Regions from separate parts of the Homo sapiens genome. Here region 1 is linked to region 2. The links are chromatin contacts, found by Hi-C or POLR2A ChIA-PET in ENCODE. All regions are on one chromosome and are shown on one strand. The core of a region is the stretch at or near the end of the contact, and the rest is flanking DNA. Distances in the headings are between cores, read along the strand shown.

Region 1 (3,246 bases), core at 267-2,766, 630 kb before region 2:
ACAGGTGTGAGCCACCGTGCCCGGCCAGAAACTGCTCTTAAAACATCTTTCCAGGCTCAAATCAAATCAGAGTAGAAGTAGTAACTCTTCCTTTTCATCCCTCTCCTAGTGAAATAGTGGATCAAGTAAGTATTCTGAAGAAAAATATATTACATGAAACTTTCCAAAACTTATTTTAAAAATGTTTCAGGCAATAGCAATGAATTGAACCCCCAAACTCCATGCACAGATGCCAAGGTATGCACGAACATATTTTAAGATCTCGTTTATCATCACACAAACCATTTCTTTTTTTTTTTTTTTTTTTTTTTTTTTTGAGACAAAGTCTTGCTCTGTCACCCAGGCTGGAGTGCAGTGGCACGATCTCGGCTCACTGCAAGCTCAGCCTCCCGGGTTCACGCCATTCTCCTGCCTCAGCCTCCCGAGTAGCTGGGACTACAGGCGCCCGCCACCATGCCTGGCTAATTTTATTTTTGTATTTTTAGTAGAGACGGGGTTTCACCGTGTTAGCCAGGATGGTCTCGATCTCCTGACCTCGTGATCCGCCCACCTCGGCCTCCCAAAGTGCTGGGATTACAGGCGTGAGCCACCACGCCCAGCCCACACAAACCATTTCTTTAGATTTGGCTTGATAATTTAAAAATAATGCTCATACAACACTCAAAATATATGTGCCGTATTATTTTTAAAATCTTACATTTGTGTATTTGTTATGATTCACAGGACACGTTCCTGTAAACATTCCCAGTGGAACCCGTCGGCCTCTCAGGCTCTGATTTAGGGTGGGTGGTGTCCTCATAAGACTAGTAAGAAATCCTTCATCTTAATAAACCGCTTAACCCATTTGAGCCTTAGTTTCCTCATCTGTAAAATAGGGATAGAAATAGTACCTGCCCATAAGGTAGTTAGGATGAAATGAGACTATTCATGTAAAGACTTTAGCACATAACGAGTCCTCAAGCGTTAGGTATATTTATTTAAAGTGTAATGCTTTGCCCACTACTCCAGCATTTGTTTGAATAATGTGCCACTTAGATTTGTTTGGTTTTTATTCATTCTTAAGCTCATCGTTGAGAAGATGGTGCTTGGACATATTGAGAGTATCTCTGTTTTCAATATCTTGAGAGTTTTTTTTCTTCCCCTTGTCATAAATGACATTCACTTCTATGAAGTGAAAAAAAAAATTCTAGCCTAAGCAATGAAAAAAAGAAGACACCATCCATATATACTCTTGCATCAAAGTAGCTCTGTGAGCTTGGGCTGAATGCTGGCAACCGGGGTACCCCAGAGCCACTTGGATGAGTCTGAACTGGGGACCTCATCGGACCAGGACAAGGGGATGTCAGGTCTCCCATCCATCCCACCATCCCTTCCGCCCAGCTGCTTGGAATCCAAATGTCCATACCTTTTTATGTGGCTGGCTTGGCTCGAGAACCTTGGAGCAATCATTGCTGGAATTGGCAGGCCTCTCCGAGAACACAGGAAAGGGGGAGCAAAGTGGAGCCAAGGACAAAAATCAAGTCTCCAAAGCACAGGATGCCTGTGGAGGGGCTAATCAGCTCTGAATCACGGTGGTCTTCCTGTGTCCTCTTGTTCCTTTGAATTGTTGTTATTGCAGATAATACTAGAGTCCCTGAAACTCGTAGCTTTGGGAAAGCCTCTGAGGCACTCCCACCGTGAGAAATGTCTAACACAGTTGATCAGGCTGTCTATCCCGTGTGGCTGTGTGATTGACCCATTTATGCACATTGCACCTCAGCATCAGCTCAGACTCTTCCCTTCCAGCTTGCTGTGTGTGGATCCATCACTTCATTCTCCCTTTTTCCATGTCAGATACTTGGTGTCTTGGTTGTTCCGAGTTCCCTCACTGCACTGACATGTACCTGTTTACCCAGCAGTGTAACAGATGAATCTGAGTTTCTGCAGTCCCCCAGTGAAAAATCTTCTTCAGGGCAATCAGCTTAGAGTGTCATATGTAAAGTCAGGGATCTGCCAGGTCCTGCTTAGAGCACCAGGGAGCTGGGGGCAGTGTAGGACCCCAGGGTGATGGTGCTGTGCCTGGTGTAAGAGCAGAAGTCTGGGGCCAGGAGAAAGGGGCTGCAGGTTCTGGATCCTGCATGGCCACCCTGTGAGTTTGACCAGCAACAAGCCATGTTCCTGCACTAACCCTCAGTCTTGTCGCTTGTAAAGATAAGAGGCTGACTCAAATCATTCCTACCAGACTCCAGGTTTCTAAAGTACTGAGTATATAGACCATGCCCTGCAGGAAATGACAGCCCAAGAGAGGAGAGGAAACAGGCCCTCAAATAACACCAGCACGAGCTGTTAGAGGTCAACTCCGCAAAATCCCCATTTGAGTTTATTTTTTCTTTATTTATTTAGAGACAGGGTCTCACTCTGTCACCTAGGCTGGAGTGCAGTGACATGGTCACAGCTCACTGCAGCTTCAACCTCCCTGGGCTCAAGCGACCATCCCACCCCAGCCTCTTAAGTAGCTGGGACTACAGATGCACGCCACCACACCTGGCTAATTTTTGTATGTTTTGTAGAGACGGGGTTTCTCCATGTTGCCCAGGCTAGTCTCGAACTCCTAGGCCAAGCGATCCTCCCACTGCGGCCTCCCAAAATGCTGGAATTACAGGCACGAGCCACCGCTCCCAGCAAGACCCCCATTTTAAAGGCTTCTAACACATGGTGTCAAATTGCTTTTTAGTGAAGTTAGACCAACTTATTCCCCCACCAACATATATAAGGGTGTTTATCTCACAGGACCCTTGCCAGCATTGATGATTCCGAGTTTTCAAAAATTTGTTAATGTGCTCTGTCTTTACTGGTATTTCTTTGATGGTGAAATTGAACACTGAATGTTAACTTTGTATTATCTGTGAAAGTATCACCAAACAAATTGATAATGCAAGCAAGCTTTATAATACAGTAATTCTTCCTAATTCTAGTTCTTCCTCTGTGTCTGAGATCCAGAGATTGATTTACCAAGGTCACAGTCAAAGGGGGACACCTTTGACTTCAAATTATTTCACACTTGAAGCACACTTTAAAAATGATTTATTGTTAAAGGTCTGTCCAGTAGGGTCGCTACTTAGAAAACTCTGGCTTCGATTGCAATATAAACTTGAATGTAGGAAACATCTGCTCTTCTTTAAACAATTTTTTCATTTATATTTTTCCTTGAAACCCCTGTTATTTCAAAAGTAGTGGGATTTGCTGTACTTGTACAGGAATGAAACA
Region 2 (3,254 bases), core at 193-2,692:
ACATGGTGAAACCCCATCTCTACTAAAAATACAAAAATTAGCCAGGCGTGGTGACACGCGCCTGTAATCCCAGCTACTCAGGAGGCTGAGGCAGGAGAATCGCTTGAACCCAGGAGGCGGAGGTTGCGGTGAGCCGAGATGGCGCCACTGCACTCCAGCCTGGGCGACAGAGCAAGACTCCGTCTCAAAGAAAAAACAAACAAACAAACAAATAAAAAAAAAATTGTGACGATTGATTTAAGCATTTACTCACTGTCAGTATCACAGCCTGCAGGAGAAACCTCCAGAGTATATAGCAGTATTATGTGGGAAGTCTCAACTATTAACAAAATATATAAAACCGCTATCCTACATTAAATCCCCAAATCTTCTTCTAACATCTTGGGTTTTTTGTTTGTTTTTGTTTTGTTTGAGACTGAGTCTCTCTCTGTCACCGAAGTTGGAGTGCAGTGGTGCGATCTTGGCTCACTGCCACCTCGGCTTCCCAGGTTCAAGCGATTCTTCTGCCTCAGCCTCCCAAGTAGCTGGGATCACAGGCAAAAAGCTTGGATCACAGGCGTGTGCCACCACGCCCGGCTAATTTTTTAAGGGCCAGGCTGGTCTCGAACTCCTGACCTCAGGTGATCCGCCTGCCTCGACCTCCCAAAGTGCTGGGATTACAGGCGTGAGCCACAGCGCCGGGCCAACTCTCCAAACATCTTGTAGCCTCGGAGTCAAAGACCTTACTGGTTTTGATAGAGACCATCAACCCAACAGTCATCAATAAAAATTTACCCAAGGAGGTGCTCCCCTAAAAGTCGATTTTTTTTTTCTGACAGGTCCATCAATAAAGTATCAAGAGATTATCGGCAATATTACAAATCACTGGAGTCTGTTTGGGGTTTTCCAGAAGCTGAGCCAATTATTTACTTAATTGTCTAACGATTAACGACACCCCTTGTGCTTTCTGGGCCTGAGTTTCGTAATCGACGCCCTGAGAGGTATACAGTAATTTCAAAACAAAACAAAACAAAAAACAATAAACCATCCCTCGGAATAGAGCTTATCATGTGAGCACCCAGACAAGCCAGCTTCAAAATGAGGTGAAAACTACAGTTCCTCTTCCGTTTATCAGAGTTCTAACTGGGACTACCGTGAACCACATCTACTGCCCGAGGGGCAGGGAGAGCTGCCTCAGTCCCGGGCTTCCCTCTCGGTCCCTTCGCACCGCATCTCCCCGAGGCCGCTATTCCCGCCGCGCCCGCCCAGGGACCCGCACCGCCAGCGCCGTACCCTCAGGTTGGCCCGGAGACCCAGACTCTTGGCTAAGTTCTGCAGGTCACTGTACTTGAGGGAGTCCAGCTCCTCTAGAGAGGGGATGATCATCGCGATTCGAAATCCCGGCGATACTCGGAAGATGGATCACCAAACTTCGTCAGCGCGGTTCAAATCCCTGGCGCCACTCTTAACTTTGACTAGGCAGAAATTTATAGACAGTTTAAATGAAGAATGCCGCGCTTCCATTGGTTGAAAATGCCTCAAAGGCGGGGTTTCTAACCCTGACCAATAGAAAGGCTGATTTCCCGTCCCAACAGAGGCGCGCTTTTTTCACACTTCACGAATACGCAGGCGCCAAAGGGCCTGTAACGCCTGTTCAGGTAACGAGTGCGCGGACTCGGACTCCAGTGCTTGGATTGCCCATGATGTCCAATGAGGACGCAGGAGCTGTGCTTGGGGCGGGGCCTGGCGTGTATTCGAAAGGAAGGCGCCGGCTGCGGGAAGATGGCGGCTCAGCCGCTGCGGCATCGCTCACGTTGTGCAACGCCGCCCCGGGGGGACTTTTGTGGTGGCACTGAGAGGGCGATTGACCAAGCTTCTTTTACGACCTCCATGGAGTGGGATACGCAGGTGGTGAAGGGGTCCTCGCCGCTCGGCCCCGCAGGGCTGGGGGCTGAGGAGCCAGCCGCCGGCCCGCAGCTGCCGTCTTGGCTGCAGCCTGAGAGGTGCGCTGTGTTCCAGTGCGCACAGTGTCACGCAGTGCTCGCCGACTCGGTGCACCTCGCCTGGGACCTGTCGCGGTCCCTCGGGGCCGTGGTCTTCTCCAGTGAGTGCAGTGAAGCGTTCGGGAAAGGCAGAGGCTAGCCCGAGAGGGTGTTCCCGCTTTCTCCACCGGGTGGCGGAGAACCACCTGGGGAAGAAAACGGGATGAAAAGTTGGAAGCAAATAACTCCTTGGCCTGGGGATGGGGCAGGGAATCGGGGAGTCTCCTGATATTTACGGCCAGGATGAGTCTGTCTAGAGGAGAGATTTTCCATTTCAAGGCCCGCAGAGTATGGGTTCTGACCCGTGTTTGTCTTCCTAGGAGTTACAAATAACGTCGTTTTGGAAGCGCCCTTCCTAGTTGGCATTGAAGGTTCACTCAAAGGCAGGTACGTATTGATAATTACATTGGTCTCTAGTCCCTGACTTTATGAGACTGAGGATCGTGGAACTGACATGTACGAGGAGAAAACAGTTTGGGATGCTGCTTTTACCTGTTTGACTCTTATATGAACTTGATGTATTAATGAAATGAAAAAGTTGTATTTGTGTATTGGTTTTAGGATCTTCCTGAGGGCCACTTCTCCCAGGTGGCTTGTACAAGTGAAGTGAGGCTAAGAAAGATGTATCTAGTAGTGGACAAAAGAAAAAAATAACCTTTTGGTTTACAGTGAGAATAACATACTATAAACTACAATCCTTTTAGATATTAGAACTTTTTGATACAGGGTCTTGCTCTCGCCCAGGCTGGAGTGCACTGGTGCGCTCATAGCTCACTACAGCCCCTACCTTCCTGGCTCAAGCTATCCTCCCAACCTCACCCTCCGGAGTAGCTGGGACTACAGGCACACAGCACCACTCCCGGCTAATTTTTAAATTTTTTGTAGAGGCCTTAGTATGTTGCCCACGCTTGATATTAGAACTTTTAAGTTTGCGATTATGGTTAGTTTGTAATAAGCTATGCCAGGGCTAATTCTTCAGTAACCCCAGAAACTGGAGAAAAACACAACTAGAATGTTATGTACTTGAATACTGCCTGGTAAACTTTGCGACCTGCCTGTACTATGATTTACAAGTGACAATAAAGTAGTCAGTGAATTTGGTATTGCAAGGCTCCTCAATTTTGAGTTTTGGCTTTAACATTGAGACAATTCATTTCATTCTGACCAGTTTGATTCAACGTTACGGTTAAAATATAGGAATTCTTAGTTGCTTTGTCCAGTAACCAGGAAGAT

Evidence for each region. Hi-C counts contacts between places; a loop is a spot of excess contacts on that map. ChIA-PET counts read pairs that join two places held with the same protein, here RNA polymerase II (POLR2A). Pooled maps may share reads with other maps.
Region 1: a loop to region 2 is called in a map with no recorded cell type, with 5 times the contacts of the local background. The contact joins the enhancer-like site here to the promoter of NUSAP1 in region 2. A Hi-C loop is called at or near these places in 1 of 37 single-sample maps with no recorded cell type and 1 of 50 pooled maps. POLR2A ChIA-PET finds 5 or more read pairs at or near these places in 1 of 52 experiments (T-cell).

Annotation. Positions count from the first base shown.
Region 1 is chr15:41,956,466-41,959,711 of GRCh38, reverse strand. The region is part of intron 1 of EHD4 (EH domain containing 4); the gene reads left to right. LOC124903477 (a long non-coding RNA gene) reads right to left here. Exons shown (of 2, transcript XR_007064603.1): 2 at 3,047-3,246. Among named protein-coding and RNA genes, the nearest start is that of EHD4, 14 kb to the left of the region's middle. RefSeq lists an enhancer at 2,319-2,438. Within about 2 kb of position 1,516, at least 4 of the 41 ENCODE cell types and tissues checked have a DNase peak (open chromatin) inside an H3K27ac peak, as active enhancers do.
Region 2 is chr15:41,331,069-41,334,322 of GRCh38, reverse strand. It overlaps NUSAP1 (nucleolar and spindle associated protein 1), which reads right to left and starts at 1,442. Exons shown (of 11, transcript NM_016359.5): 1 at 1,273-1,442. The coding sequence starts at 1,365. It overlaps OIP5 (Opa interacting protein 5), which reads left to right and starts at 1,732. Exons shown (of 5, transcript NM_007280.2): 1 at 1,732-2,083; 2 at 2,342-2,408. The coding sequence starts at 1,762. RefSeq lists an enhancer at 1,719-1,978.